Regions from separate parts of the Mus musculus genome. Here region 1 is linked to region 2. The links are chromatin loops, found by intact Hi-C in ENCODE. Cell type or tissue: heart. All regions are shown on one strand. Each heading gives the region's core, and the rest is flanking DNA. Links, peaks and the distances in the headings are about the cores only.

Region 1 (16,869 bases), core at 3,005-11,004, 180 kb after region 2:
GTGCTCTTTGAGGGGATGCAGCAGCCATGGCTTTTCTATGAGAAGTAAGTGTCTGAGGCAATCCTTATGTTCAATTAATCATTTAAGCCTCAGCTAGTATATGTACCATGCACAACAAGAAGAAAAACATCTGGGATTTAATGTTAATTCTCGTCATCCCTCAAACAACTTTTAAGTCACCATGAATCTAAATAAAATGAAATAAGTTCAATCTCGTTTTAATTAAAAGATTCTATCTTTTTAAATAAAATATGGCTTTCTGGTTGGCTTTTATGCCATTTGGTCAAACGGAGCCATAGACATACTTAGCATTGAAGCTTCTAATGATTGTTTAAATAGTTATGGTTAAGTAACTCCACAAGAGCTAAACATTTCCTATACTCTGTGATACATGCCTTGATTTTATACTTTATATTTGATTTTTATGTTGACATAACATTTTTTCAAGAATTTTGAAATATATGTTTATGAAGACTAAACATTATAGCTCAAATGACATAGATACTTTGGTTGTCCGAATTTCTACAATTCATCTTGTTACTGAAAAGTCATATTAATCATTGGATTAATTAAAATGCAAATATTAAATCAGCTACTGATGAAAGCATTGTGTATTTTTTTTTCTGTTGTTGCTACACTAACACTTGAAAAACAAAACATCCTAAGTAAAACTAAAAATTATCTATCATTACAAATGCTCTAAGAACATGAAGTTTTTGAAAGTTGTGCAATAGTTAATAGTATTTAAACATTATGAAACTTTGATAGCCATGCTTAATTTTGAAAGCAGCGAGTCTTGACTTCTTTTGCTTTTTAGCACCCTTTTCCTTTTCCATGACATTTTGCTTGTATTATACTTTATATTAGAAATCTGAATTTCATTGGCCTTGGGAATACTTAATGTTCTGTGCCTTCAAGTTAAAAGACCTTTCCTGAAAGTGTCCTGCAATTGCATGACTTTGGAAGCTGTTCTGTCCTTTTCTAACTTGTTTTTCCTCTTCTTTCCCAGATTACTGGCCTCATATTTCCAGAGGAAAACTGACTGAGGCAGGTTGTAGAGGAATTTCTGGACATACTGTTAACATCTGTGTGATGTAGTGAACGAGGGAGGAAAACCAGCCCAGCCACTGGGCAGACTCACCAAACGCCAGCCTCTATGGAGATCAAACTTTATTCTTGCTAGTTACTCTCACCTACAACATCCTAGTTACATGCAACTCTTTGTTCACTAATAGTTTAGCTGTAGTTTATAGAACACACACTGGAAAGACTTGGGTGGATTTTGTTAAACACTACAGATGAAGTATGTTTTTGTCAGTCCTATCTGACACTCCCTACCATGCTTTCAGTCGAGGGATCTTACACTATGCAAATATTTTATTATGTTTATTAGAGGAATTGATCAAATTTCAGTTTGAATAAAATATGAATGCTTTCAGAACCCAGGGTCCATTGAGATGCTAAGGGAGCACAGGCAGGGAATTTATCATTGCACTTTATACTTCTATGTTTAATATCAGAGCGCATATTGAAACCATAAAAAGCAGAAAAATCAAAATATATTCCGATCTTATATGAGGGATATGTTTCCCACTCTCTTTTGTAATTCTTAAAAAGCCAAGGTTGTGGGTAGTGGCAGAAGAAGTAGTCTTAAGCTTTAAGTCCGGGAAGCCATCCTGCCTGTACCTAAAGCTCCTAGCAGTCACGTACCCCAAGAATGATCAGCGCCCCTTTTCAGGATAAGATTCCCAAATTACAAGCAAAGAACCTTACCGTCAAAGCCTTGCTGCAGGTTCCAGCTCAGCCTCAGACTGAAACGTTGAGCGGCTGGTGAACAAAAGTTTTAGGTTCTTTTTTTTTTTTTTTCCCCTAACGAAGTCTGCAAAACTAATTTCCCTCAAAATAGGGCTCAATTTCCGTTAAAGAAAGCAGTGCTTACAAATCTTGGAATTCCTGATCAACCCCCACTCCACCCCATCTCTAAGTTGTGCAAAACAATTCGACTTTTCACACGGATGTTAAAGTTTGTTTGGAAGTTCCTTTTCTGGAGAACCTCTTAAAATAAAGGGTAACAGACTGAAGATGGCAGAAGGAGCGGCAGAGAGAAGGGTTCTGCCTTGGGGACATTCCTCCAAAATTCATCAATACCTTTTCCTAATTTAAACCAGATGTCTAGTTCAGGTTGCTGTACTCATTAATCCCATTAGCAATTTCAAAGACTTGGCCATCATCTTCTGGTCACCCAGACAATAAACATATGGCAGTTAACCATAGTGGCACACTCCAAGTCCTGAACACCCTAGGCTACTGCAGACATCCCCTTGGCAGACACTTCCTAGATAGGAACAGGCTTTCCTGCAGCCCACTCTCCCAAGCTTGTTGTGGGTTAAGGACAGGACTTCCAGTAGATTCTGTGGCCGCCCAAGCTAATTGCTGTGTCAACCCCAGCCCCTGCTCTCACAAATTCACTGGTGGCAAGGTGTGCAGTTAGTTCATTTCCAGGAGCACAGGCTGTAAACCTGGGGGAAATGAACCATGATAGCAGGGTCCACGCTGAGGGAATGTTAAGTTTGCTATCTGCTTAAAACAGAAAGGTGGTGAGGAATGGAATGTATGCAAGGAGCATTAGCTCTGTGAGCTAAAGAGAGATTTCATTTCTCAAAGGATGGGAGCGGGCTGTGAATTGGCTCCTGCAGGGTTAAGCTAGCTAGGAAGGGTGAAGCTGGGAGCAAGTTAGACTTGCTCATTTGACATTTTTTCGGGTTATTCTTGACCCCCCCCCTCCCAATTTCCTCGGTGAGCAAATGGTGAGAAAATTTCGCGAACTGGACTGGTAAAGAGAAGTAGGGGTGGGAAGAGGGTCAGAAAAAGAAGGAAGGGGGACACCACTTGGAGCAACACTTGTGTGTCGCCAAGGCGCCAGAGCCTACATCCACCTCTGTGTCGCGCACACCCCATTGTATATCTGTCCTTTCTGCACTCAGAGTAGCACTGTGCTAGCCTTGGTGCACAGCTCTACAACCTCCGCCCTGGCTCTAGGTTTTCTAACAATCTATTCTCAGATACCTAAAAGAGAATAAACCTAATGTGTTTACGCTGGAACCGTGAGTGGCCTCTGAGTTTGAAAAGCTCGACAGACTAGGCTCTTCTTCTCTTGAAAGTTCTCTTGAAAGTTCTCTGTGGTCTGCAAAGTCAGGGAGTAGTCAGGGAGCTCCTGCAGGTGACCCCAACCCCCACCAAGGCTGAGAGATCTAGGTTCCAAGAGCAGTGAGCTACTCAGAGACACTGTGTGCTGGCTTAGGGAAGCTGAGTGCCTCTGCGTCTGGCCATGGGAACCTATGGGACAGATTGCGGTGGCCCGGAGCGACTGAGGCTCTGGGAGCACCACTAGCTGTGGTGGAAGCTCCCAGGGCCCGACGGGCGGGCGTTGGGCAGCGGCTCCTGTCCTGCCAGCAATGGGAACTGGAAATGAGAGAGCACGGTGGCGCTGACTGAGCGGGAGTTTTGGAGGGAGTTTGCATGTGGTCAGCGCTGGGCTCCTAAGCCAGCCCCCAGCTCACATTACACTCTATTTATAACCTCTCAGAGCCATTTCCCCCTGAAAGCAGTTCTCTGGGACCACCTTCTTTTGGCTTCCACCTCTCCCACACTTGACATCTGAGCAGCTGCGAAGGAAGCTCCTCCAGGTCCTAGTGTTTATACGTGCAGGAGACTGGCCGCTAAGGCTCAGGACTGGGATTAGCCGGCTCTGCTCAAATGCAAACGCGCGCGGCTTTTACTTTTGGAGTGAGTGGGGGAAAGTCTTAGGATTTCCAGTGAAAAGTGACAGCGCTTGGTGGACATTCGGACCGTCCGTGAAGTCTTCTGCTTGGAAGCCGAAACTTGCATGCCATGGAACACCCCCTCTTTGGCTGCCTGCGCAGCCCCCACGCCACAGCGCAAGGCTTGCACCCCTTCTCCCAGTCTTCTCTGGCCCTCCATGGAAGATCTGACCACATGTCCTACCCCGAACTCTCCACATCTTCCTCGTCTTGCATAATCGCGGGATACCCCAACGAGGAGGGCATGTTTGCCAGCCAGCATCACAGGGGGCACCACCACCACCACCACCATCACCATCACCACCACCAGCAGCAGCAGCACCAGGCTCTGCAAAGCAACTGGCACCTCCCGCAGATGTCCTCTCCACCAAGCGCGGCCCGGCACAGCCTGTGCCTGCAGCCTGATTCGGGAGGGCCCCCGGAGCTGGGAAGCAGCCCTCCGGTCCTGTGTTCCAACTCATCTAGCCTGGGCTCCAGCACCCCTACCGGGGCCGCGTGCGCACCAGGGGATTATGGCCGTCAAGCGCTGTCACCCGCAGACGTAGAGAAGAGAAGTGGCAGCAAAAGGAAAAGCGACAGCTCAGGTGAGTGCGGGCAAAGCAACCCTGGGGAGAGTGCGCTCTGGGCTAGGAAGATGCGGGGAGGTGTGGGATGTTTCTCATAGAAAGACAAACTGTGAAGCTGCTAGCCTTTCCTCGCTCTGGTGGGCGAGTTCATCCATGGAGCGTCCGTCCTGTAATTCAGGAGCACGTGTTTCACTGAAGTTAATATATCTACATCCAGCCGTTCAAAGCCCTCCAAGATCGCAAATCAGTTTTCCAGAAGTGGTGAAGAAAGAGCAAGTGACACTATGCAAAATCGGTTAAGGGAGCGTGGCGGGTCCCTCCACGGGTTGGGAGGGGTGTGCCCATTGGGATGCTGCATCCGCTGGGCATGCATGCCTGCGTGCGTGTGTGCGTGCATGCGGGTTTCCTTGACTTTTCCCTTCCAATTCCCAACTCTGAACAACTCGACTTTTCCTATCCTTAACTGGGTTTCCAAATTATTGCGCAATGCCTTGAACTTTAACTGGATTTGACCAAATACGAGAAAAAGAAAAGGAAAGAAAAGAAAAGAAAAGAAAAGAAAAGAAGAGGAGGAAAAGAAAAAAGGAAGAAAACGGAAAAGGAAAGAAAAAGATAAGGAAAAATTAAAGAAAGAAAAAGAACAGAAACCTAAAACTTTTTTTTTAATATTTTTGCTTTCAGAGTTCCTTAAATAGCACCTTTCTTAAAATGATATTTAAAAAACAAACAACCCCTCCCCAAACATTCTATTTATTTGGCGAAAAAGTAATTATCTAGTAATCTAGAAGTGTTTAAGGAATACCTCTGAAAACTTTGAATAAAGAGTATTCTTATAGTAATTACACTCATATGGTGCTAACCTGGTTTGGGGGGGGGGGGGGGACGGGGACGGGAAACAAGCAAAAAGTCCAAATCAACCAACCAACCAAAACAAAATGTTTGAACTTCGACTGTGGAAAATAAAAGCCTTCATCAATTGAGTAGTGCTTTGAGATGCAGTGGAGAAAGTGGACAGATAACAGTCCTGACAGTGCTGGAAGAAGATGCAGGGAAGGTGTGGGTAACTTGAGCAGTCCTACAAAAGGGGAGCCTCCCAGAAGAATTCAGGGGCCTGGAAGTCCAATAGCCAGTGCATCCTGACAGCACAGAGAAACTAAAAATTTCCAGGAAACACAACAAAGCCCTTAAATACATTCCTCATTGTAAATGTTCTCTCTCTCTCTCTCTCTCTCTCTCTCTCTCTCTCTCTCTCTCTCTCTCTCTCCTTCCTTCCTTCCTTCCTTCCTTCTTTCCTTTCTTTCTTTCCTTCTTTTTTTCTTTATTGAATCTTCTATGTAGTTACAAGGCAACCTGGATACAGATTTAGAAAGACGTCACTTAACTAGTAAAATGTTTACATATATTACGTTTTCTGTGCTAGTGTCTCGAGAGAACATATAATTCTAGGCAATAGTTTGAAGAATTGAAAAATAATAGCATTTTAAACATTTTAGGCAAGGTGTTCTGCAGTGTAGGGCAGTAAGGGCTGTGTATTTTGTAATGTGTTGAAAGATGATAGAAATTTTTCTTGACCTCGGTGTGGGGTGACTCCTTGCTTCCCAGCCTCACTATTGAACCTGTAATTTTTCAGGTCCTGGGTGAACGATTAATGATGCTTCATCATGATTAGTTATGTCTAAGAACTCGGTCATCGCTGTTATTCTGTTTACTGGTTATCTCTAACTGTATGTGAAATCCTAAGATACCAAAAAGGTTCCTAAGAAGGCATCAGAACGCACTGGGTTTCCCCAGATTGGGCATTTATGAGCAGAAATGCATGGATTGCTTTGGCAGGTTGCTATCTACTTCAGGGAGGACCAGAAGCTCGGATTCCGTGTTTTCTTTCCGCAAGGGGGAAACTGCGCTGCTTCTTAGCTGAACCAATGCCCTAAAGATTATTTGCGCACACGAAGGAATTTTTTTTTTTTTTCAGGCACAAGTTATTTTTGGTTGGGGAAACAGGGAGAGTGAGACTAAAAACTGACTTCCTTAGTTTATTTTAACAAAAATGGTTTTAATATTGACTAACACTGGTTTCCATCACTTTTATCAGGGGCAAATAAGCACATAGCAAAGAGAGGCTTGTTTTTGTGTTGTGAAACTCATTTAAACACCAAAACAAGCAACGAGAATAAACATTTGTGCCAACTCCGTATTACAAGGACGGGAAATACAATCTTTAGGAAGGCTAATGTTACTGGGCTTGACTTAGAACGAATGTACCCATTGATAGAATATCAAAGTCAAGCATCAATTTTCTTGGTACACTATTGAAAATAAAATCAATGTCAGGCTCTGAGTTAATAACGGTTCGATCACAGGTATGCTTAACTCCAAGCCATTCTTTCTCCTATTTTAATTTATACAACGAACATTCAATTTAAGGTCAAATCATTTCAAAGTATTGTGAAAATATTTTGACTTACCAGACAGCAAATTAACAGAAAATATTTATAATTCTGTTCTGTTATCAATTCTTACTTGGCACAGTTTGCCTATTGTATCCCTTCATAATTAATTAATGTTTAATAAGTTATATTGAACAATCTGAGACTTAGGACTATATAAAATGAAAACGAAATCATGCATGGTAGCAACAATTTATTTATTTAGGCATTTTATAATCGCTGTATATGTATAGTTGGCTGTATATGTATAGTATAGACAGTACTTTAATCTATGGCAATGTTGGAACCAAGTCTACTACCAGTGCATATGTGATAAATGAGTTAATTTATAATAAGTACCAGGAAATGGTGTTAAAGAACCAAACCACGTATAAACCTTACATTTTAATCCATAGTAATAATGCAACAATTTCAATATAAAATACCGTCCAGTGTTTCTATTCTGAAAACCTACATGAAAGCAGACTTAAACAAATACAGAAAGCTTACTAGTATAGAAGCAAATGTTTATAGACTTTAGACTTCCATTATAGTTAATTAACAATTAAAAATAGCCAATTTTAAGAGAAACTTACGACATTTTCATAGTATGTGCTAAACAATTTTATAACTTTGAGCCAGCTAGCCTTTCCAGCAATGTTAGTAAAGCCAACATCTGCCACTCCTTCAAAGGGACTCTTAAAGTTACAACTGTGCTTAAAACAATCAGTACGAGCCAGGTGATTCTGAAAAACGTCTATAAATACTGTCAACTTCTTGGCTTCAATTACACAAAGTAATATATTAGTGAGCATGAATTGTTCAGTTTTGTTAAAATAGATGTGCTCACTTAATCTAACCAGCTTTTATGTAGTGAATATACACCGTTATGGTATACATATTCTGTAGACATCTTAGATTAATGAAAATAAGCACACATTTTTGTTTTAACGGATAAAGTTATAACTATGCTCATTCCAAAAATGCAATGAATAATTTGGGGATGTGGATTTTGGGGGATTGAGTCACATTATATTTTTGTAAAGTTACAAATATTTATAGCTATTATAACACAAAATATTTAGTTTCAAACTGGGTCAGTCTCTGTATGCCTATACGGAATGAAAAGTGTTGCATCTAAACCGTACTACAAGCTAATCTCAGAATAATGTCAGTTTGTATTCCTCAGTATTCCAATCATCATCTTTTCTGAAAATAAACAACTTTGCAATTTATCTGTGTTGCTGGATTATAACTTTGGTATTTTCTTTAGCATAAAATGCAATCTTTAGGTTCTCAGTTATCGAGGAGAATTGAGAAAAACTTAAATATTTTTAAACTGTGGCATACAAAATGTCACTGTGAAGCTTTCTAGAGTATTCATTTTCAATGAGACCATTTTTAGATGGTGATCTGACTTTAAAAAAAAAAAAAACAAATGTAGGTATCACTGACCTACATGAGTGGCCTCATTTAAGCACTCTCAACATTAAGATCCAGAATTCCTTTTAAATCAAGGTCTTTAAACTTAAAAGTGAGCAATCAGAAATTGCTTGTATTTCCCTGCAGATCTATTTTTGTGGTTATTGTTCCTTTTCAAGAGAAGAACAACCAATGAGAGAAATGGCAGCAAATTTACCTATACTGAACCCTGACATCACTTATGTAAACATTCATATTTTATAGTAATTATTAGTGAAAACCGTTATGTGGGTATTCTGTAAGCAAAGTCCAAAACAGAAAACTAAAGTAAAATAAAAATGCCATCATTTATATTTTCCATGTATGCTTAGAAAAGCAGCTCCTCCATCATAGTGCTGGAGAATGTAATTTATATGCATGGTAAGACCTAACTAATCATTGCAACAAAAAATTTCAAATGAAAATTACATATGAAGGGATCATTTTTTTCTGTCGTACTCTTTCATCTGAAAGATGCCAGTTTATGAATGAATAACTGAAGAGGTGTAAGTTTAGATTTTTTCAATTAAAATTATATTACACATAAAATTACACATAAATATAACTATAATCTAAATTTAACTTATAATTAGATTTAGGCAACATTTTTCTCTAAATTCAAATATAGAAATTTAGAATTTATAATCAGAGCATTGCTGTAAAAGTTTTAACTATCCATGACAAATTAAAGAAGGAGTAGAATATTGATGTATTTGAAAGAAATTATGTGTAAGAAAGTCTTAATATTATCTGGTCTAATATTTGTAATTTATGTATCAATCAAATTGTTTATAGTTCACAATTTTGACATCCTTCACACTCTCTAATTTTTCACATTACCCTTTATAATAATAAATGTTTTTGAAGAAAATTATCCTGTGAGATGAGAGTATTAGCAATAGCCTCATTCCTCAATGATTCTAATCATAAAGCCAATAGGATCAGTTTTTAGTTGATCAGTTAAATTGCCTTACCTTGGGTACATAGTATTATGGACTGATTCTAATGATTTGAACTTTTTTAAGAAAAAGAAAGGAAGAAAGAAAGACAGAAAGAAAGAAAGAAAGAAAGAAAGAAAGAAAGAAAGAAAGAAAGAAAGAAAGAAAGAGAAAGGAGAGACACAGACCACAATGTGTGTCAAGTTTGAAAGATAAATAAGTAACTTATTTCATATTTAACCTATTCATGTTCTGTCACATTTTTAAGAATATTTCAGCCATTGACATAGTTTTGTGGTTAGCACAGATCTGATCATGTTTAAAGTACATTAAGACAGTAGAGAGCGCTGAGGTTTGTCCTGCATTGCCATGCTGTTTTTAAGGATGCTGCTTTGAGTAACTACGTTGATCTCAAGCTCTCAAGTAAGGGTGTCACAGCATATAGTTCTGAGCAAAACACATCATTCCTAAGTCACAGTCATCAGTGAGGCCACAGTTATGGAAAATTTTACTCTATGAAGCAGAATGGACTCCAAAGACCCAGGCTTTAGTGTGTACCCTGGGTATTACCTGTTTGAAGACAGCATAACTCTAAATCTGGTGTCTTCTTGAAAAGTGCCTCCTGTTTTACTATTAGGCTGAAAGCACAAGGCATTTGTTTGCCAGGTAAGAAAATGTCCCGCACAGTATGTAAACCTCTAAAAACTGTTTCTGCTTCACTATTAGTATAACTGTACGTCACATTATGGTAGAGGGAACCCAGGTGGCACAATGAGCATGTGAGAATCAGAGGACAACTTTGTTACGTCTGTTTTCTCCTTCTGCCTTCATGTGAGATTAGGCTCACACTACCAGCATCTTTACTCAGTGAACCATCTCCACAGCTAAAGTATGTAAGTCTTGTAAAAGCCACCCGTAACGGTTCTATTCATCCACACATCCAAACTCAGGAATCACCTTTACACGTGAGATTATTTTAATGTCAATCACTTGGACAAATGTATAATTAAATTAACAGAAATTATGTGGTGAGCATATACATTTATATTTTATCATATGGGTTAATTATTAATTTTCTTTGGACATTCAAAAATTTAAATTTATAATTAAGAGTATTCTATTATTTATAAATTTCCATGCACTATATACTTATATTTTCCATTTAAATACATTTCTAAATTTGTACATTACTGTCTATAAATTGTGAGCTCTACATTGCCATTTTTTGCATGAGTTCTATATTTTATAGATGTATTGTTTTCTTGTGCCTGTGTGTGAGCAAAAATGACCAGGCAAAATTTATATTTTTATTATACATTTTGACAAAGGATTTGTGAAAGATCTCTAAATAATAATTGCTTTGCTTTCTCTAGTTTAGACACAGTATGTGGTTAACACATTATTTTCAACATACATATTACTGTTTGGTCACTTAAAATTTAGCATTTGCTTCAGTTTTTAAATATTCTAAGATATTTGTAAATGATGGTGACAATATTTAAGTCTTTGGAATTTTTACTTTAGTTGAGAAATATTGCACATTTATAAGACTCATAGTTCTACAAAACTATTTACTGGTTAAAGCTTTAAATTAAAAAGTTGCTTTTACATTTTTCATGATATCAATTGGTTTCAAATACTTTTGAATGCCATAACATTTGCTTTTATAGCTTTAAATGCTACAAGTTTGCTATAAAAGTCATGTAGGCTGCACTGATTAAAATTATGAGTATAGGATATTTAATTTTTGTGTGGTATTGAGATTGATAGTGTTTACTTTTCATAGATTTTCTTAGTTTGATTGTATTTTTGTAGAAAGCTCAGTTGTTAAGAAAGTGAGGGCAGGTTCTTGAATTAGGTAAAATGTAGTAGCCCCAGTTAAAGCAAAATGTTAGAGTAATGCATTTATACTGAATCTTATAGATAAGTATGCATATTAATACCAAGACAAAATTCAAAATGAAGTTTCTTGATAAGAGTACATCTGAATGAGAGTTTCTGCATTAAAGGCTGTACTATCTTAAATGTTTCTACTATAAAATAAAACAGTAAGCTTGCTGATGGCATAGCTGTTTGGAGACTCTGGTAATCAATGATATGCACAAAACTCAGAACTGCCAAGTGTCCTGCGGTGTTTGTGGTCTTTTATTTTTCTGTTTCTCTAGATCATTATTCTCTATACACTTCAAAAAATTTCCATAATACTCCAAGGAGGAAAGAAATCAGAACGGTCTTACATGACCAAAGACTAGAAAATAATTCAGATGAATCACTCATGGTTTGGAGGAGAGAGACAAACAGGACAGCCCAGCTTAAGCTGGCAGGGGCCAGTTGAGTTTTACAAGCCTAAATTTTACCCTTTGAAAACATAGCCTTAAAGCTCTGCCAAAAATGACACCCAAAATACACTTACTGCTACACTGTTGTAGTTACTTTCAAATGCAGGGATAAAATGTATGCAGTGTCTGTAGACTGGCTTCTTAGGCAGTCAAAACTGCACAGGCCATGATGGTGTGATAATTCTTAGCTACCTGGAAACTACCAGCAAGCTAAACAGATGTATTCATAATAAGTTTAAACAAGTGCAATGGATGGGCTCTCTTATCAAATGAATGCAAAGAATATTCCACAAAACATTGATTTTACAAGGTAAGAAATAATTCTCAGGAAAATTTAATTTGTTCCATCCAGTACTCTAGGCACTAAAGGAATAAACTTTGCTGTGATTCTGGTAAAACATCAGTAAGTTGGCAAGTGAGCCTCAGATTGTAAGAACTCTTGGAAACTGCTTTCTGACAGAGTATATTGAAATCAAGTGGTATCTCTCCCTATTTAATATTTTACAAAAGTAAAACAAGCTCTCAGTATGTTTACTGCCTTCAACAATTAAAATCTCCCCAACCATAAGCTGTGTTTACACAAGAGGGTTTTTTTTTTCCTCATTGAAAATATAAACGAGTCTGAATGTATTAAACGCGACAGAATGTAGATGTAAACTTGGAGACAGAATGAAATGGCAGGAAAGCCAGAGTTCAGGCATGCACGTCTGGAGCCTGCTGCTGCCCACATTTCCAGAATTACCACTTTGTGAACATCTACATCCAAAGTTTAATGTACATATATACATATACACACTTTTTCTTCTAGGACAGTTTGGTTTTAGGAAGTGAAGCTTTATCAAAATTAGTCTTGAACACATACATGTATGGCGAGATATAAAGACGCGATAGCCCCGTTTGTTTCCTGTGTTTGAAGACTTAGCCAGCATACATCATAAGGGGCTTGTCTTAGTTCTTACTCATCCTATCAGACAAGGAAAGAGATGGCACACTCCTAGGGCAACTAATAGTGAAGCTATCGATAATTTGGTGATGAGTGGTATGTGATGGGGGAAGTAGGGAAGCAAGAGGAAAAGAAGAATCACCAAGGTCGGCCATAATCAGGTGACAAAGACAAATCTGGGGAGCTTTCATTTCAGGCCCAGCACAGCCTCAGGGCAGAGGTGTTCTCTAAAGGCTGGGATTTCAATAGGTCAGGTAACAGCCCATCACCAATCTTCACATCCTCTGGCCTTAGTCTTGCTGCCCATCGGCTAGAACTGATAGCTTCTGAGGAAAGGGGGTAGGGAACGTCAATTTTCTTTAAAGAGTAGCCCCTGCGAAGCTACTCATGCTCCAGTAGATGTCCTAGACTTCTGCACATAGAAATACTACCAAGTGGACATAGTTTCAAAGCAAAAGATCACATGAAGTGAGGGGAAAGTGGTAATGGGCATAGAAGAAAAATTTGAATAGAGAATTTAAAAAAAAAGATATAATGATATGTTCAAGCACATTGAACTTGTGGATGAAAAACCTCAAATCCATCCTAAAGGAATTTAGGCTTTGAGGAAGAATATGGAGAGAGGTCTCAAGGAACACACAGCTAAATCAAAAGGCCTGCTGCCTTACTAGGTGTCCCTGTGGGCTTGAAATGTAACTCTGCTGTACCTCATTTCCCTGGAAACTCCCAGCCAAATGAACATGCACGAGGCGCCAAGGTCTAGCTGTGTAAATATTACTTATTATTTGATCATCCATTAGAAGGGCAGTTAGGTACTTTGTGGGTATTCGTTGTGTGAACAGCCTGCTTTATGACATCTATTCTCCTTTATTATTGATATTAGGGTAAGAAGAGTTGCTTGCCTAATTGAATGCTACAGACTGAAAACAATCTGTACCATCTCTAGAATAATTTCAATGGCATCTTCTGGAATACAAGACTGATTTAGCCAGGCTATATAAGACATTCTCAGCCTGCAGTCTCTATTGCTTGGGGAATCTCTTAACTTCCAGTCTTGGGCATCTCCTGTTTTTAATAACATTATAGACTGGATAAAAAAGAATCAAGTTGTACATAAACAGAGATAAACACACATCCAGACATGTGCATGTGCACATTCACATATACACATACATGAGTTCGTCTTGGACTATTCTTCAGTCAAGAGATGGGGCTCCAATGAACCAGATTCAAATATGGAATGGAACCTCCACTTTCATTTAACTTGGAGGGAAATTTTTCATGCTATCTTCTGTGGTTTATGGCAGGGCTGTAGCTCTTTGTTATTTTAGCTACTTCAGTTAATTGCTAACCAATGAGAAACCTGGAAAAAAAAAGGACTCCAGAAAGTAAGTAAAAAGGACTCTCACAAAGAATAACCATGAATATAGGTTGGTGATAGTTTCTTTGTATAAAGAAAATAATACATTTGTCTTCTTGTGTATAGTTCCATCCCTGAATTATAATGCTCAGGTGAAGGCAACACAGGATAGCAACACTTCCTGGAGTTTTAAGTTCTGAACATGGGATTCATTTACTTTATTAAGTTTATTTTCATGCATGGAACGCGCCTTTCAATTCGGAAAGTTAAGAAATGCTCTAAAAAACACTTTATGTTTACATAAATGACGGTCTTCAGCACTTGGTTATGAATAATTACCAGTATTAAATCTGCACATCTCAAAATGCGTTGTTAGGACCCTCAATGAAGATTTAGTTTCTTTCAAACTTGTTGAATTCACAACAGAAAAATCCCTGTAGTGTGATGTTCTCAAACAAGTGTCTGCTCCTTGGCTTACTGCAGAACATGTAAGGAGAAAGGAAAATTGCTACATGGCATTGACGGATGACTTAGCAATATCGGGGAAGAACTAATTGCAATGTACGGTTCATTAACCCCGATTCCAAGGTGGATTGATTTCTCAGTTTACTCGGTGCATCACAAACTCTAATTGTTCAATAGATCACCAGACTCTGGACTGGATACTCAGAGGGAGTGAAGTCATTAGACAGCTTTGCAAGGGCTTGTCTTAGGTTATGGGAGGTACCCAATGAAGTTAAATAGGTTTTGTCTTTTCAGGCTAGTAATGGATAACTGATTTCTACAGTCCAATTACAGACTTAGGCCCTTACAAGGAAAATCTCAGCCTGTAGTTTCAAACCTTAAGGTCTTAGTCCTCTGGCAAAAATATAATTATTAGTTAACAAAATGTAATTAGCAAAGTGCTTTTCTTAGGTGTAAATAGATTTTTCTCTAAATTATATGATTGTCTTGGTTACTTTTCATTCTCCTTTTATGGGTATGGACACTCGTAAACTGCCTTAGCTTGATTTTATAGTTATGTTTCTCCTCACAGTAAGGACAGAATTGCATGGCTTTTAACACACTACACAACATACCTGAGCATCCTATATTTGATATCCTATAGTATATAGATGAGCCATTGTAAGTAATAGATATTTATATGAACAAAATCACAGCCAGTGTGATCCTTGTATACATATTTTATGTAACCATTTGGGACTTGAAAAATTATTTCCTGTTTTGAAATGTAATTTTCAATTTTTTTTGTTAAATGGTGTTTTCTTATACTGTAAATGTCTTTTTGTGTACTCTGTGAAGTCTTTTGTTCTCTCTATTCTTTCTTTTCTCTCTCTCTCTCTCTCTCTCTCTCTCTCTCTCTCTCTCTCTCTCTCTCCTTGCTAAATCTATTGACTTTGAAAATTAACCACATTCTCTTAAACCAGTATAGACTACCTGTTGTATTTATTCGAACCAGAAATGTGTTCTTTGATGTCCCCTTGTCTTGTTCACACCCATCTCCCAGACAATCTGTAAACACTAGATTCATCTACTCTTCTGAATACAGTTAACCTCACAACCTCCTTAGTGTACCAATGCTGACCTCTTATGTATTTATTTTCCTTAATTATTACCACTCTCTTAAAACACAAATGTATTATAAAAATAAGGGTAGTTTACCTGTGGATTTCAGCTTATTTTTTAAACACAACTCAATTTCAAAAAACAGGAAAAAAAAATCAGAGAAAATATCCTACTTGCGCTCACACACACACACACACACACACACACACACACCACATATATGTGTGCATCTCTCTCTCTCTCTCTCTCTCTCTCTCTCTTTCTCTCTCTCTCTCTCTCTCTCTGTTGTTGTTAGGTATAAAAAGCAAGCCTTCCACTTGTAACCAAGTTCTCTACCATCTAGATACACCTCCAAATAATTAAGCCTAATTTATAATTTAAAAGTGACTTCAGAGTAATGATCTCAGCCAACACTCATTTTTTCTCATCAGCTCTGGGCTTAGTAGGCTGTCAGTGTTTCAAAACATGTAGATGGATCAAGCACGCCATCAGTGCTTGTATCTGTCCCCTTCCTATCTTTATTACTTCTGGGATCAATTTAGTTATTTCCTGGAGTAAATATCCTGTGGCCATCAGCTCAACTTCTGTAGCATACACTACTGTCCCTCTGCTTGGAATTCTATATTAATTTGAAATTAATCTGTACTTACAGCATAAACATTCAATTATAATCCTTGGCACTTAGAATGGGTTATGTCTTTCAATGATATATTACAATGCTTTGTATATACTGGATCTTGTGTGGAATCAAATTCTATTTAAAATCTGATGTACCAATTGATTCTGGACAGGATTTTTGTGTGAAAATATTTTACATAAAATATATTGCTTGTATTTGGAACATAATTCTAAATAGTATTATTTATAGTAGTGGCTAGATTTACAATATATAACAAGAATAGTTAAAGAGGAAGCATGTGTACATCCATTTATGTTGTTACTAAAAGTCAGAAAATATCTTGCAGGATTCATTTTTTTTTCCTTCCACCATGTGTGTCTCAGTGTTCAATCTCAGGATGTCAAGCTAGGCAGCAAATGAATTTGCCTTCTGAGCTCTCTGTGGCCCTGCCACGAATAGCTTTCAATATTGGTGTTACAGTGGACATATTCATGAAAATGTTGATTTCCGATTTAGCATGATCAAGATAGAGTAGAGCTGGCATTTGTTACATTGATTATTGAAATTCACAGCAGTGAAAGAGGAGAGAGAATAAAATAATGAGCTTCCACAATCCTTATTTTCAATATTTATCAGCACATGGAGATGGGATTTCATTTATGTCATCTTTTTTTCTGTCACATTTTATTAATTGTTTTCAGATAACTCCCAGCTTATTGTTTTATCTTGACACTAGTGGTCTGCTCAATAGATTGTACTGTAAACTTATACAACTCTCCATAGCCGCTGAGGACATGGGACCTGGAGAAGAACTTACTACTGCCCCTGTC
Region 2 (16,869 bases), core at 4,797-12,796:
GAGGATTAAACTCAGGCCATCAGGATTGGTGACAATCATCTTTGTCTAACTGGCCCTATTTTATTTTTCTAGAGACCAAGTCTGGCTGTGTTGCCTAGGGTGGCTTCAAACCCTCTCGCTTCAATGGCCCATTTCTTTGCTCTGTAACTACAGGAATGTTCACCACACATAGTTTCCTGTTAATCTTTGTTCTAAGATCTTGGTTCCTTCTCTCTTGAGCTTTGATAGAATACTGGATGCTTATTTCAACTGTAATCATAATTATGTGTATAAGATAGACTCTTTCTGCATTCTAAGACTTTATTTTGGATTGTAAATATTCACCAATGCCATCCATAGCTCTGCATCTCCAAAAGTGTTTCAATGAGAAAATATGTCCTCCAGAATATGAAGGGAAAAGTCTTCTGGAATAAACTTTAATTAAAAAAAATACATTAGCATAACCTAGACTAATATTCTTACATGAGTAAAAGATGCTGTTTTAACTTCTAGAAATTATTTACTTGAAAGCATAGTTTCTCAACCACTTGATTTCTATTCAAAACTTTAAGAAAACTTTTTTTTTTTGGGTCAGGGAGAGAGATGGCTTAGTGAGTAAGAGATCTTGCCTCCAAGGAGTTTGATCCTTTTAGCACACAGGTAGAAATAGAATAGTATCTAATTGCACTAGTTGTTCTCTCTTATTTCTGAAAATACGCACACACACACACACACACACACACAATAAGTAAATAAACAAGTAAAGACTGAATATTTATAAAGCTATATTATTTGAGTGTGACATTTTGAGAAAAATGTAATTGAAGAAGTGGTTAGTTGTTCAAATCAGTGCCCTAGAGTAGCCCCTGCTTATTACAGAGTGTATTTCATGACTGTATAAATGACTCTTAGAAAGTGGCAGCTATGGAGACTTTGAAAATATTAGCATAAGCCCCTTGGTTTCTCCCATTATGTGCACCAAAGGCCACTCTGATGGTGCCATGCTCACACATTAGAAGCTTCATTGCTCATTAAGGGGCAACTAGTTTTGAGTGTTGTCTAGTACAGAGAAAGTGGTTCCTTCTTGCTGAGAATCCAGACAGCTCCATCGCAGTCTGGGATCTTTCTGCAGAATTCCTTGAACCTTCATCATTCTGCCTTAAATATAGAAATGCTTAATGATCTTATTGTCATTAAATATTGTCTAAATGTATTAAACAACTACATTTGTAATACACTGTCTCTGTGGACAGAGTATCATACTCTCCATACCCTGAGTCCTTTGCAGGACCACCAGCTGTTTGGAGAGCTTTGAGGGGGAGGATCCTGTTAACATAAATCAACATGCTGTACCATTAGTTATACGTGTGACCTTGTGACAGGGACTTCCCTCTTTACAGGCTGGCTTCCTCACCTATAAAGTGAAGGAATTAAACAAGATAATGTTCAAAGTCTCTTCCTGTTTTTTCAGTGACTCTTGTGCGATGACATGGAGCATGTTCTAGTATTATTTACAGTGCTGGGGGCTGTGGCCTTGTGTGCCACTCACTCCTCCTCAAAAAGGAAATGAGATGATTTTAATAGGCAACTTGGAAAGAATGCAAACGAATTTTCTCCTACGCCCAGCTTGGTATGTTTCTGTGTGTGTGCGCTCAAGGGCAGTAGGTAGAATGAGAGCAGCAGAGAAGCCATTAATGCAGGGAAATAGTTTATTTACATCATTTCAGAAGATGATGGTTGGTTTTATTCAAAAGAAGGAAGACATTTTTCATATTCATAAAATATGAATGACTCCAGACCTATTTAATTCTACACATCTGTTAGACACAGGGGGAAAAAAAAAAGAAGGAAGGAAATCTAATGAGCTAACAGAAAAGCACACTTAAAAATAACATTTGGTTTGCAGATATAACATTCAGTTGCCAACATGAAGTTACTGGAGCTTTTGTCGTAATTGCTGAAACTGGGCAGAACACAGAGACTCTTGTACATGCATGCTGGCATGTATACACATGTATTTATGCTTCAGAACCTGTATTAGAACCTGCTATTCATTTCCGGGATGGAGCCTAAGTGAGAGGGAGACAGTAACTGAAGCTGCTGAGTAATGGAGGTACAGCCTGTTTGTGTTTAAAAGAGAGATGAAAAGAGTAACGGAGGGGCATTAAGTCCCTACACCTCAATTTATTTTTTTTTTTGTGTGTGCAATTCTTGCTGAAAGGTCCTTGAGACGAACAAATACACTAAGAGAACTCACCCTTAGAGCCTACGGCTGTGTGTGTTTACAGAGAACTTGCTTGCTGAGCTGTGTACCATCTCTTGGTTTTAGAGGCCCCAGCTAGATTTATTTTTCTTTAAGGCCATCCAGTCAGACTACCTAATTTTCTTCATCAGAAAAATAGAGATAATGTAAACTATGAAGACCAATGATATAATGTTAGCGCGTAAAGAAACAGTGAGAAAGGCCATGAAGTCACTATTAAATCCATATCTAGAAATCCACACCATTGATCCCAAATTTTGTAATCCCTGTGGCTTTCGTAAGTAAACATGAAAGGAACCTTCTCTTAGTAACCTTTATCACCCATATCACATCACAGTTCTGCTCATAAATGTGTCACACCCAGCTGGAGAATCTGCCAATATCTTTATCTCTGACTAGCAACACTATGTCCATACTTATGTGGGAGAAGTAGTTGTGCATTCTAAATTATAGGGCATGAGATGCAGAATATATCTAAAATCAACAATGATAACATATACATTATAACATGTCTATATGACCCAACTTACTTGGCTGAACTTAAGCCTAGTAGATATCATCAATACCAAAATAAAAGAAAATAAAGTGTGAATGTCATATTTTAGAGAAATCTATGACTTCCACAACAGATTATTATAGACTTACTTTCTTTATTTTTCCTTCTTTGCTTTTAATATAGGAAGAGCTTTTGTTTTCCTTCTTGTGTATTGTGCATTATACATCGAGGAAGAAGTTGCCATTTGTTTTCAGTGACATATATTCTGTTTCTCAATGTCCTAGTTTACCAGGTCACAATGTCCTAGTTGGCCATCACTCTTGGAGTATGATGAGATCTGACCTAACAACAGTAGAACTCACTGTATCCTACCTTTTCTCTATGTTTATAACACAATATAGGATTTTAAAATGATCCTCCACCCTAACAAGAATTTGACTGCATCTTTACCATGCAATGTTCCTCCCCAAAGGCAAGGGACTAACGATTTGGATATTGTAGAGAAAGCAGGACTAAAGATTTTTTTTTTTTTTTTTTTGAGACAGGGTTTCTCTGTGTAGCCCTGGCTGTCCTCCTGGAACTCACTTTGTAGACCAGGCTGGCCTTGAACTCAGAAATCAGCCTGCCTCTGCCTCCCAAGTTCTGGGATTAAAGGCGTGCGCTACCACCACCTGGCTAGGACCAAAGAAATATTAATTTCATTTTAGTTATTTATAATTAAAGTTCTAATAAGCATTGATGTTTGAATTTTTGATCTTCCATAATTTGATTTAAAATTCAGCTTCCAATGAAATATGTTCAGTGACATTTACTTACCATAGGAACAATTATTTAAAGTATATGAAAAAAGGGAAAATAGAAATTTGTGCTCTCTGCCTTTTGGAAGCTTAAGTGACTGATTTAATTAATAACCTTTTCGCTGAGAAACACTGTCTCTACCGGCACTCTCTGTTGTCCACTAAGCAAGCATACATCCTCAGCGAGCCAGCTCTTATCCTTACTGAACTCTACTCTCCTGGCCCCAGCCTTATCTACTTTGTGCTATACTGGGATCTCTTGTGACTCCTGAGTTACAGCCTCTCTCTGAACTTTCAGAGAGAAATTCAAGAAGCTAGGTTTCTGCACCTAATCATTAACCCTGGACCATCTGAAGAAGGCTGCTAGCAGGATGTGGAGCCCCCCTGGGTACAGATAGTACAGCACAGAGCCTTCTTTCCCTGATTCATTTGATAGCAGAGAACTATATGTCCTTGGCTAAAACAATATGTGTTGGTTTGGTTCTACAGCAAGCCATTTTCTACACCTATCACCTCACTTATTTGAATTTTTATAATTAACCATAAAAGATATAATTAGGAACAGAAAGGAGAGCTTTATCAAGTACAACAGGCTTGACCTCATTAACCAAGTTAAGAACATAAGTCATGCAAGTTCATTGAGACCATACCCACTCTAATAGAAAGATGAAACTTCACCATAATTTTAGTGGCATGCTTAGTCATTCAAGTTCAGTACTAGAAAATCAGATTATGCACTATTTTAAAAGAGAATTTATGTGTATCATGCAATATCTTGTTTTAAAAGCTGTTGGGACTACACAAAGCAAACTTCAGCATATCCATGCCTTTCGTGTTTACTGTGATTTTCCTATTCACCCAGGGCAAACATGGGCTACATAATCAATAGTACTTGAAAAACTTCATCCTTTAATTTATTGCTAAATCATTTAACAGCTATGTCTTTGACCAATGCTTAGAAATAAAAATTCAATTTGTAAATCTATCTGGCCTTGAATAAGAAAAGAAGTCAAGTGTGATTTCTTTATGCCTACACCTTAGTTCTTAATTTAAATATGTTTGCTAATAATCTATATTTGGGTTGTATTTACCTTCAAAACTGAATTTTCTTATATTTCTGAATATCTTTCAGTTAATTTTAAAACATTCATTTATTTAGTGTATTTATGTGTGTGTGTGTGTGTGTGTGTGTGTGTGTGCATATGTGTGTGTGCTCATGTGCATGTGTAACTGTACATTGTGCTTAGAGAATATGAGTGCTAGTCACAGTGTACGTGGAGGTCAAAGAACAATCTTTGGGAGTTGATTCTTCCCTTTACCATATAATTCTAGGGAGAGAACAAACTCCAGTTTTCAGGCTTGGCAGCAAGCACCTTTAAATGCCGAACCTTCTTGACAGCTCTTCTTGCTTTTCTTAAGTTTCTCACAGAAATGTTTTCCTTGATATCTTGGAGTTGCTTCTTAAGGCCCCTGGGTCCTGTGGAGTTATTTTAACTTTAAAAATGTAAGATTCACTTAACTGATTAGTAAGGATCTATAGGCTTTATCTCATTTCTCATAACAAACCCCATAAAACTAAACTATTACAATGTAGTTATATGAAGATTTTAAAACAAATAGAAACCATTTTTGGTTAGGGTCCCAAAAATATATATGTGTTTATAAATTATTTTTATTATAATTTTTGCTTGTGGCAATATAAGACATTTTCTCCTTCACTCAATGAAGTAAATTATAATGAATACCTGGGTATGAAATTTACATACAACATACAGGTTATTTTTAGACAATTATATAAACTCATGACAGCTTTATAGAAAACATTGACTGTGTCATCTAGATCTTTCCAAATTGTGAGATAAACACTTTCATTGAGTTTTTCCTTCCTTCCTTCCTTCCTTCCTTCCTTCCTTCCTTCCTTCCTTCCTTCCTTCCTGGAAATATTATCTTGTGTGTTCTTTGTTAATTTCTAAAAATATATAACTCTAAGAAGAGCTCTGGTTCTTTTTGCTCCATACTTTTATCAAGCTCTGTAGATGAGGATGAGGATGATGATGATGATGAGGAGGAGGCGGATAAGGAGGAGGAGGAGGATCTATTTTAGTAAAGTAAAGGTCCAAACAGAAAAGCCATGCATCATCCTGAAAATCTAAAGTGAGCTAGTTTAAGAACTCTCTCTCACATCCAGAGACTTCCACACCTGGGGATCCATCCAATATACAACCAACAAACCCAGACACTATTGTGGATGCCCACAGGAGCCTGATATAGCTGTTTCCTGAGAGGCTCTGCCAGTGCAGGACAAATACAGAAGTGGCTTCTCACAGCCATCCATTGGACAGAGCACAGGGGCCCCGTAGGAGGAAAAACAATATGAACTAACCAGTAACCTCAGAGCTCCCAGGGACTAAATCACTAACCAAAGAAAACACATGGTGAGACTCATGGCTCCAGCTGCATATGCAGCAGAGGATGGCCTAATTGGTCATCAATGGGAGGAGAGGCCCTTGGTTCTGTGAAGGCTCTACAACCCAGTATAGGAGAATGACAGGGCCTGGAAGCAGGAGTGGGTGGGTTGGTGAGCAGAGGCAGGGGGAGGGGATAGAGGGTTTTCAGAGGGGAAACCAGGAAAGGGGATACCATTTGAAATGTAAATAAAAAAAATCTAATAAAAAACCCAAGGAACAAACAAACAAATAAAAAGAATTCCCTCTCAGTTTTCACCAGTGGAGTGACTAAAAGATGTGGACTGCCATGTTTGGCCTCAGTGGGGTAGGATGTACCTAGTCCTGCAGTGACTTCATGTGCCAGGGCTGGTCATTACCAGAGCTGGGGACAGGGGTGAGGTGCTCACTTTCTCAGAGGAGGAGAGGAAGGGGGAAGGCAGGAGAGGTTCTGTGAACATCAACTTATTGTCTGTAAAAAAGACCAAATGGACCCCAGCTTCTCCTGTCAGGTTGATAACATTATTTAGTGTATTGATTCAAGGTAAATAACTTCTTGAAACAGTTTCCCTCATGGGAAATGGTGCCAGTCATAAGGAGTTGCTCTGTCTTCACCTGAGTAGCTTTGATGGCAAGTTGTTACTGGTCTGGGTAGAATTTGGTTTCCTCTGTGGTTTGCCTGCAGGTGAGAGAAATGCAGTCTGTCAGGGGAACTTGGTTTGTTCCATAATCATTTGTCAGTGTAAACTGGTGACTTGTTCTCTGGCCTTACGTGGCAATCTGTTCACTTGGTGATGATATTGCCTCTGCTTTTACAGTACTTGAAACAAATCAAGTTTCTGAAATTTAAAGCCACAAAAGTTGACCCTGGACATGACAGGAACATGATCAGACCAAAGAAAAGAACTAACATTACTAACGATGGGTTCCTTCCCTCTCCTTTGACACTTGAAAACTCCAGAGCCCCAGCAACAAGTACTAGGAACATGTATTCATTTTCAAGACTTAAAAAAAAAATGTTCTATAGTTCCTACTTTGCAGTTTTCAATGTGCTTATTACACAGTCTTCTTAATGTTTTAATTTTACTTCAACACCTTAATTTGGGATATTTTGTCTTACCTGAACATTGGGTAGCTCTAGGGAAAAATGATATTTGATTCGTTGAGTTTTCAAAGTCTAATGCCTTTATAAAATTAGCTTATACTGATAGCTTAGCATTGACTCAGGGCCAAAGAAACATCTCAAACGTAGAATAGACGGGGATATTTATTAATGCTTTCTTTCAGGTATCAAAATTGGGCTTAAATTGAAGTGTAAACATTATGGTAAAATGTGGCTACTATCCAGTTAATTTGATGGTAGATACTTACAGTTTATTTCCCTTAGGTTGTACTTTGTCTTAATTTTAATATGTAAGAGCGGAGCAATTTCACATTTGTGCTTTAAATTACTAATAATATCATGGCTGTATTGTTTATTCTAATGTAATACTGTGCAGGATTACTTCAGGTTTTTTTTTTGTTGTTGTTCTTCTTCTTCTTTTTAAGTTGCATATCCTCTATATTAGAATTTTGTTCCTCTAGGCTGCCATCAGAAGTGATATGCGACAGCAAGGCTTACTGAAAAGTAAAGAGAGGAAACTTCTGAAAACTGGAATCCTGTGATGTCTTTCTTCTCTAAGAAAAATGTTTTGCACCTATGTGCTTTGGGGATCTGACATTACTCATTTAGTTGACCCCAGGAAAGGAAGTGAACACAGCCTTCATAAAGAAGATTATTTTTGTTGTTAAACCATGCTGCATTCTTTGTGTAAAAACAGATTTAAACAATCCCATGTATCTTGGCTGCTTTTCCTCCTATAAGGAAGCATCTATATATTTTAACATTATTGATCCCTATATCTATCCGTTAATGTTTCTTTAAATGCATTTTCTCCAGATGTTGGATGAAAAAACGCCCTTGTTATTTTTTCCATTATCACTCTTCACTACTTTCCATAGGCTGCGGGTTGTGTGAGCCAAGGGCTGACAGAAATAGCATACACGGGAGCTCCAAATTATAGGCACGAAAAATAACTTTTATAAAATACATTTTAAGTGACACTACTTTCCCAAAAGCTGGCTCTAATTGACTCAAGCCTAGAAAGCAGTAACTGAGGAGCACATCAGACACACGTCCACTGATCCCAGAATGGGCTCCACAGTATGACATTGGCAGGATGATGACATTCCCAGCTTGCTACCAGCACATTCCAAAAGTCAGGCTGGGTATTTTGGTACCGTCAGGCCAGTTTCCCTCAGAAGTATCCTCTAACAAGCAGAGACTGTTAAGTTATTTACTCCAGCTGCAGAGAACTCCACTGCTCACCTGCCAGCAGATAAAAGAAAGAAGGGCGAGGGAGACCTCAAGCAGAGGGGATTTCTTTGTATACAGATGGCCTTTGCCCGGGTTTGAGGCTGCAGCAGTCCTGCTGTTCACTGAACGTTACAGATGGCTGCGTGGGCAGGAAGCCCTCCCCTTTCCTAACAGTGCTCTGGGGACTAGAGGGGGCCTGGAAGGAGCTTTCTTCTTCCTTCCCAGCTTCTTCTCCAAACCCCCAACTGAGAAGAAAAAAAAAAGGAGAGAGAAAAAGAGAGAAAGCAAAGAATAGTTTTAAATATTTAAAAAACACATCCATACAACCATTTCTGCCAGTATAATTTTTTTTCTTTTTAGAGAAAATTTAGATTAACCTCAGTGCTCTTGATTGGAGTAGTGTTCTGAACCAATGGTGACAGCTCACTGAAGCACCACTCAGTTTGTGTTGAATTATGTAACAATTTCACATAAGCAAAAGGAGGCTTGACCAAGTAAATATGGTATCAGAAGTGTTTTCTTCTTCCTTTCCTAAAGTCACATTTTAAGGTTTAGTTTTCCCCATAATTTTTCTGTGGTGCTTTGAGTATGTGTGTTTGTGTGGTATAGATATGCCTGTGGTGGTGGAGGTGATGGTGTTGTTGTTGTTGGTGGTGGTGGTGGTGGTGAATGTGTGTATACATATATTTATAAACCAGAAATTGATGTCTGGCATCTTACTTAATGTACCTCCAACTTCATTCTCAGATTTGAGATCTCTCACTGAACCAGCTCCAAGGATCTTCCTGTGTCTGCTTCCCCAACGCTAGGATCATAGCATGTGATAAATGTTCAAAGTTTGTATATGAAATCTAGGGAATAGAATTGAGGTTCTCACTCTCGCATTACAAGCACATTACTGCACGAGCCATCTTGCCCTCCAGATGATATTGCTTTTAATAAACGTAAATACTTAGCTGATTTGAGCCTATTAACAAAGGGTTAATTTCATAATTATAGAACTAAACCAAGCAATGCAGATTCAGTCCATGCAAGTTTTCTTATAATTTTGAGACAATGGCATCATTCCTCTTCCATTTGTAGAACTTAAAGTCATATTGTGCTCATAAGGAAACATAATATTTAGCACAATATCACTTTTATTTTGAACCATTTAATATCAGGAGAGAGCTTTTATGTATTTGTGCAAAAGGATAATTTCACAAGACTTAATTTTAATTTTTATAAGTATTTCATTTTAAAATGCACACAAATATATATATAAAGCAGGAAAAACATATGAAAATTTCCATAAAGGAGGTTTTGACAAATGTTTTCCTTTAGGAAATGCAGAGAATTGTTAAGAGAAGGCCTCAACTATCTTGTCTTAGATGTGCTGGCGTGAGGAAGTGTTATTACTCGACTATTGGGAGAGAGGCCAGATGGTAATCGAACTGCCATGGAGCTCCACACACTTGGAATTGGACTGCCTTTCTTTTTCATCTCTTCTCTTTGGGACTAGTTTTCTGACATGATTTATCTTGATGGTTTTTTTGTTGAATCTACTCTTGATTTGAAAATTGGTTCACTGGAGTCAAAAGCAGCTGAGCTAAAAAGAACATATTTAGAGGAAGTGAGATGACTTTTACTTCCTACAAATAAAAGTGGAATGTCTTTATTATACTCCAAACCAGGGACTGCATAATGTGTGTGGAGTTCATCTCAGTTTCCAGGTCATAAACTGAAGGGGAGCATTTTGAACTTCATAAAATCAAAGTTCCAGAATTTTACTTTTCAATACAAAAAGCCTTCTTCCATTCTTTCTGGATTTTCATCTGGCTTTAGGAACCATGTTCAGGTCACTGCCAGCTTGCTGGTTGCAGAGTTAGTGGTATGGCCTCTGGTCATATTTCTCAATTTGATTGACCACAGCATAAGATACTCAATAGAAAGCCTGGCCAATCCATACAAGTAAAAGCCCAGGCTGAAAGTCAGAATTTTCATGTCTGTATATAGATGTCATTGACTCTAAATATAAATTTGTAGAAAAAGAAAGGCAACTGTTCAAAATAGAACCCATTGTCACTAGATTAGTAGCATTATTAGAGTCATTTATTAAGATATATATTGAACAAACCCAATGGAAGAACGTAGAAACAAGACACATTGTATGTTCATTGCATATTTTGTAAACCATATTATTGCCTTCCTTTCTAATATTTATTTCCATTCACAATAAGACAATAATATTTGAGAAATATATACATTTGAGAAGGTATACATATATATTGTACACACACAAATATATTTGAATGTGAGAAATTCGAACACTGATGTTATGCAGTTAATTGTTAAGCTATTGGAACTTAGGGAATTTAAAAGGATACACTGATTTCCCAAGCACAAGAGAAAAATCTTTAGACATCATAAATGAGAAACAAGTACCCAAAGAGCTATGTGTGTGTCTGTGTAGGTATGTACATATGTGTAAACACACCCATGTATATTCATGCACATGCAATGTGTTTATTATGGTTTTTAATGAACAGATGAATAGAATGTATCATCATAAAGATGCATGCAAGTAGGGAAAGAACCTATGTTGCTTAAGCTTAATAGATAAAACATGAAGTGTACTTTAGGGGAAAAAAACCTCAAGTCACACTGGAAAGGCCTTAAATGTCTACATATGCAATGGTTCAGCAAGGTCCAATCCACTAATGACAGCCATTGCCGCACATTGTAGTGTTACAAAGCAGAAAAGGTTCCTGCACACTGGCCCTATCCAAGTGCTTTAAGAAATAATGGTTCTAAGATGAAAGTCTTGTTAAGGTTTCAATGAAAATGTTTGGCACACCATAATGAAAAGCCAACAATCTGCTTTTAACAAGAGACACTGGAAAAATGTCGGTTAACATACTGCTGAAAATATTAATTCTCCTTAATGGCAGGATGCAACGTAGCTTTTTATAGGTTTTGATCCCTGTCATAAATTTGGCTACGACAAAAGGGATACCCCAGCTTTAACTCACTGGCAAGAACATTAGCTATTTTCCAGTCTTAATAGGTTTGGCTGGATTTTGCTCCTCAGAGAGATGGCTAGATATGTATGTGTGCTGTGTTAGCACACATATGCATGCACTTATGTACATGTGTGAGGGTGTAGTCAATGTGTGTGTGTGTGTGTGTGTGTGTGTGTGTGTGTGTGTGTGTGTAGTTTGGGAAACTTTCTAAAGATTTAAGTTGTAGGTTCCATCGTGATTGTTAGAATCTCAATTGAAAACTTGGATCAATGTGGAAGATAACTGTCTTACAAACCAATATGCTTATTCTTTACATACTCTTCTTAGGCTGGCTGAGTGAGGGGGAAAAAAAGCATGTTTTCCTACACTTTTTCTCTTATTGCACAGTTGGAAATTTTGGATATTAAGAATTAAGGAAAACAGCCAGGCGTGGTGGCACACGCCTTTAATCCCAGCACTTGGGAGGCAGACGCAGGCAGATTTCTGAGTTCGAGGCCAGCCTGGTCTACAAAGTGAGTTCCAGGTACAAAGTGAGTTCCAGGACAACCAGGCTATACAGAGAAACCCTGTCTCCAAAAACCAAAAAAAAAAAAAAAAAAAAAAAAAAAAAAAGAATTAAGGAAAACAAAAACATCAAGGAGAGAGAGGTTGTTTTTTTTTTTTTTTAGGTATCTCAGAACAGTGGACTTCATTTGGTCGATTAAATTTTAAAACAGTATTGCCCTTGTTCAAAATTTCATGTACAGTCTTCTCTTAGTGAAAAATGGACAGTATATATGTGTTGTTTAACTTCAGGGGCAGACATCAATATTTTATCCCAAACATCTTTTTCTGTTGTTGTATTTTTTAAACTTTGTTCCTGAATGAGGATTGTTTTGTTTTCCCTTCAGGAGTTGAAAGGAAAAGGAGGGTTTGGATTTAGTGACCCTAGGACAATTCACTGAAGGAATACCTCTTCATTGCCATAAGGAAGGCATACAATTGTAATCACAGTGTTTTAAGTATATTCCTAGTGGTGTTTTTATGTTTCAACAGCAATGACCAAGCACTATGTGCTTAAAATATGCTAATAGAGTTCTGTTGCTTCTATTTTCAATTTCAAGATGAATCCAATGTCCTAGAGCAACAACTGAAGAGAAGATGAAGTGTGAACTTCTTATACAGAAAAAAATAGCTTTTACTAGGATAACTCAAATGTTTTTTGATGAACAAGAATACTGACAGAGCAAATTATACATGGATGCTACTTTCTTACAACATTGAGTTTTCATTAGCCTCCAAATCATGTCAAAGAGAGAGTGACTTGTTCAAACTTCAAAATTCCAGACAAATTTTCTAGAAGCAGTAGATTTGGCATACAGTTGAATAATCTACTTTTAAATTAAATGTTCTTTCTTCCTTGTAATTTCTTTCATATATTATTTTCGTATACAATACATCATGATTACCTTCCTCCAGATTCCCAAGTTCCCCTTCTCCCGAGATCTGCTCCCTTTCAATCTCTCATAAGAAAAAATCAGGCTTCTAGGAGATAACAACCAGACATGACAAAATAAAATATAAGATGAAACAAAAACTAATAATAAAGTTGGATATGGCACCCTAGCAAGAGAAAAAGAGACCCACAGGTAGGTATAAGAGTCATAGACCAACTTGTTCTCACAATCAGGAGTACCATAAAATACTGAGCTAATAGCCATACTATATATTCAAAGGACCTGGGACTTCAGGCTTGCTGCTTTAGACTCTGTGAACTCATATGTTCCTTGATTAGTTGGTTCAGAGAACCTGATTCACCTGATGTTCTCCATTCCCCTCTGGTTTTAACAATGGTTCTGTCTCCTCTTCCTCAGGATTTCCTGAGCTTTGATAAATACCTCCAGTTTAGACTCTTTACATATAATATTTGGCTATGGGTCATTGTATCTGTTCCCATCTGCTGCCAGAGAGTGCCTTTCAGGTGACGACTGAAGAATATCATTAGGAATCATTTTATTGATCCTTTTTGCCAGTAGTGTTTGGTTTATATCCTGGGTTTCTGGGACATCTAGCCTATCTATGCTTCTTGGTTACCCCTGCAGTGTTAGCTAAATCAGACATTGGTTGGCTACTCACATAAGGTCTGTGCCACCATTGAACTTGAATATATTGCAGGCAGGGCAGATTGTAGGTCAAAGGTTTGGTGGCTGGGTTTGTGTCCACATTTCTCTTTCTATAACCTTCAGAGTACTCTTCTGCATCAAAGCATCTAGAACATGGGTTGAAGGCTAAATGTAGGTGACATTTGGACTTCTCCATGTTCAATGTATTGTGTGGGTGTTGTTCATAGCATTGGGCCCTCCTCTGTGTTTGCAGAGAGAAACTTTTTGTTTTAGCAACATATGGGATTGTACGATGATTTCCATGGGAGCTCCATTGGCCACCATCTCAATAGAATGCAACCCAGTCTTGCCACCAAAAATCTTGCAGTCTTGTAGAGATGGCCATTTGAGACTTTATATCGGACCATTACTGGGAGTCTTCATTAGGATCACATTTATAGGATTTCTTCACAGAAACCTTCCAGAAGGCTTCTGCCATATTAGGTTTTCACACCATTCCCAAATGCCCTCCTCCCCAATTCCAGAGTTTTCACTCTCTCCCTGCACCTTCAACTGATACTCCCATTATACACCCCTGTACCCACCAGCCCCCAGTATGCCCACAAAATCTATTCTGTTTCCTCATCCCAGGAAGATCCATGGTTCCCCATAGACCATTCTTCTTTATCTAACTTCTCTGCATCTGTTGATTGTAACTTGGTAGTCATTTATTTAACATCTAATATCCACTTACAAGTGGGTACATACCATATTTGTCTTCCTCGGTATGAATTATTTCACTTAGGATTTTTTTTTGTTCCATCCATGTGCCAACAAATTTCATGATGTTATTTTTTGTTTTACGCCTGAGTAATAGCTCATTTTGTAAATGTACCATGTTTTCTTTATCTGTTCTTTTGTTGAGAGACATCTAGATTGTTTATAGATGCTAGCTATTATGAATAAAGCTGCAATGAGCATGATCAAGCAAGTGTCCTTGTGGTAGGATGGAGAGATCTTTGTGTATGTGCCTAAGAGTGGTATAGCTGGGCCTTGAGGTATATTGATTCTCAACTTTCTGAGGAATCAACAGTGACTTTCATGGTAGCTATACAAGTCTGCATTCCTGCCATCAATGGAGGAATGTAGCATTTGCTCCACATCCTCCCCAGAATTGCCTGATCCTTGCCGCAGTTCTAGGCAAGAGGAGAGAGGTCCTGGTCCCAGTCCCACCAGTGTCTCTCCGGAGCTAAGCAAGATGGTGAGTGTCGAAAGCCCAAAAGAAACACACTGAGCTGAAAGTCTTGTTGAAGCAGGAACTCAACTTTGTGGCATCAGCCTCTGGCTTATATAAGTTCAGAACATAAGGAGGGGGATTTTTGGTGGGGTAAGAGGATGTAGGAGTTGGGAAAGGGTGACAGAGGGTATGGAGTGACTGACAGGGCCAATGGCAAAGCTCAACATCAGCAATGACAGGGCAGAGGCAGGGCCAAACAGTCATTCCTATACAGAAGTGACTGAGACAGGTCTCAAAACTAGAGCCAGGCTTAGGCTTTCCCACAAGGCCACAAAAACTCTAGCCAGGCTCAGGTTTGTCCTCAAGGCCCAAACCAGGGCCAAAATGGGGTCCAACACAGTATGAGATGTTACTTGTGTTATTGATCTTAGCCATTCTGACAGGTATAAGACAGAATTTTAAAATAGTATTGATTTTCATTTCCCTGAAGAATGTTGAACATTATCCCAGAGCTCTTGACTCTAGCTGCATATGTATCAAAAGATGACCTAGTCGGCCATCAATGGAAAGAGAGGCCCATTGGTCAGGCAAACTTTATATGCCCCAGTACAGGGGAACGCCAGGGCCAAAAAATGGGAATGGGTGGGTAGGGGAGTGGGGTGGGGTGGGGGGGGGGACTTTTGGGATAGCATTGGAAATGTAATTGAAGAAAATACGTAATAATAAAAAAAAAGAATGTTGAACATTTTAAAGTGGTTCTCTACCACTTAAGATCCCCTATTGAGAATTTTTTTTGCTTTTATTTTTTATTAGATATTTTCTTTATTTACATTTCAAATGTTAGCCCAAAAGTTCCCTATATCCTCTCCCCGCCCTGCTCCCCTACCCACCCACTCCCACCTCTTGGCCCTGGTGTTCCCCTGTATATTAAGTTTGCAAGACCTAGGGGCCTCTCTTCCCAATGATGGCAGACTAGGTCATCTTCTGGTACATATGCAGCTAGAGACACGAACTCTGGGGGTACTGGTTAGTTCATATTGTTGTTCCACCTATAGGGTTGCAGACCCCTTCAGCTCCTTGGGTACTTTCTCTAGCTCCTCCATTGGGGGCCCTGTGTTCCATCCATATTGAAAATTTTCTGTCAGAGCTATAACACATTTTCTGTCAGAGAAAGAGGGAGAGGGGGAAGGTTACAGCTACAGCTACAAATACACATACAGATATACATACAGATACAGATATAGATATAGATAGATTTTTTTTAGTTCTTAAATATTTCAGATATTAGTCTTCTACTGGAAGTAGAGTTGGCAAAAAAACAAAAAACAAAAACAACAACAACAACAACAAAAAACACTACTTCCCAAATTGTAGAATGTCACTTTGTCCTTTTGAACCAGTCTTTTGCTCCTTCCAGAAAATTCTCAGTTTCATGAGATCTTAAATATTACTTGTTACTCTTAGTGCCTGTATTATTGCTATTCTAGTCAGAAAGATTTCTCCCGTGCCCATGCATTCAAGGCCTTTCTGTACATTATTTTCTATCAAACTCAGTGTTTCTGGTTTTATGTTGAGGTCAATGATTGACTTGGACTTGAGTTTTGTGCAGGGTGATGAACGTGGATCTATTTGCATTTTATACATGCAGACATCAGATTGGACCACCACATTTGTTGAAGATGCTTTCTTTTATTTTACTGTGTATGGCTTTTGGCTTGTTTATCAAAAATAATGTGTCCATGTTCATGGTAGGATGGCCATTTTTACTATGTTAAGTCTATTTACTCAGTAATAAATTAGCATAGAAGATATCTCTATCTTCTGATATTGTCTTCAATTTCTTACTTCAAAAACTTGAAGTGTTATGTTTTTTTGGTTTTTTTTTTGTGTGTGTGTGTTTTAATCACACAAGTCTTTCACTTACTTGGTGAGAATTATACCCAAGATATCTCCATCTTTTGATATCTTCTTCATTTTCTTTCTTCAAAGACTTGAAGGTTATATCACACAAGATTTTCATTTGCTTGGTAATAGTTACCCCAAGATACTTTATATTATTTGAGGTTATTGTGAGATGTATGATTCTTTTTCTTAATCTAACATTCATATACATGTGGGCTACTTGAGTTAATCTTGTATCCAGCCACTTTGCTGAAAGTGTTCATTAGCTATAGGAGTTCCCTGGTAGAATTTTGAGGGTCAGTTATACATATT

What was found. Peaks named below come from ENCODE experiments on the same cell type or tissue, not always from the same donor. Only the 100,000 strongest peaks of a DNase experiment are listed, where the experiment ranks them.
Region 1: a loop joins it to region 2, with 3.0 times the contacts of the local background. A loop is called at or near these places in 5 of 42 quality-filtered maps.

Annotation. Positions count from the first base shown.
Region 1 is chr12:37,104,940-37,121,808 of GRCm38, forward strand. It overlaps Meox2 (mesenchyme homeobox 2), which reads left to right and starts at 3,601. Exons shown (of 3, transcript NM_008584.4): 1 at 3,601-4,405. The coding sequence starts at 3,892. It overlaps Gm29007 (predicted gene 29007), which reads right to left and starts at 1,813. Exons shown (of 2, transcript NR_166884.1): 1 at 1,774-1,813. In heart, for the core only: a CTCF peak has its summit at 6,260; DNase peaks (open chromatin) are centred at 3,512 and 4,322; H3K4me3 peaks cover 1,924 bases; H3K27ac peaks cover 802 bases; H3K27me3 peaks cover 2,246 bases.
Region 2 is chr12:36,925,006-36,941,874 of GRCm38, forward strand. No RefSeq gene overlaps it. Among named protein-coding and RNA genes, the nearest start is that of Gm40394, 50 kb to the left of the region's middle. In heart, for the core only: no CTCF peak of the experiment used is centred there; DNase peaks (open chromatin) are centred at 8,226 and 8,376; H3K4me3 peaks cover 406 bases; H3K27ac peaks cover 402 bases.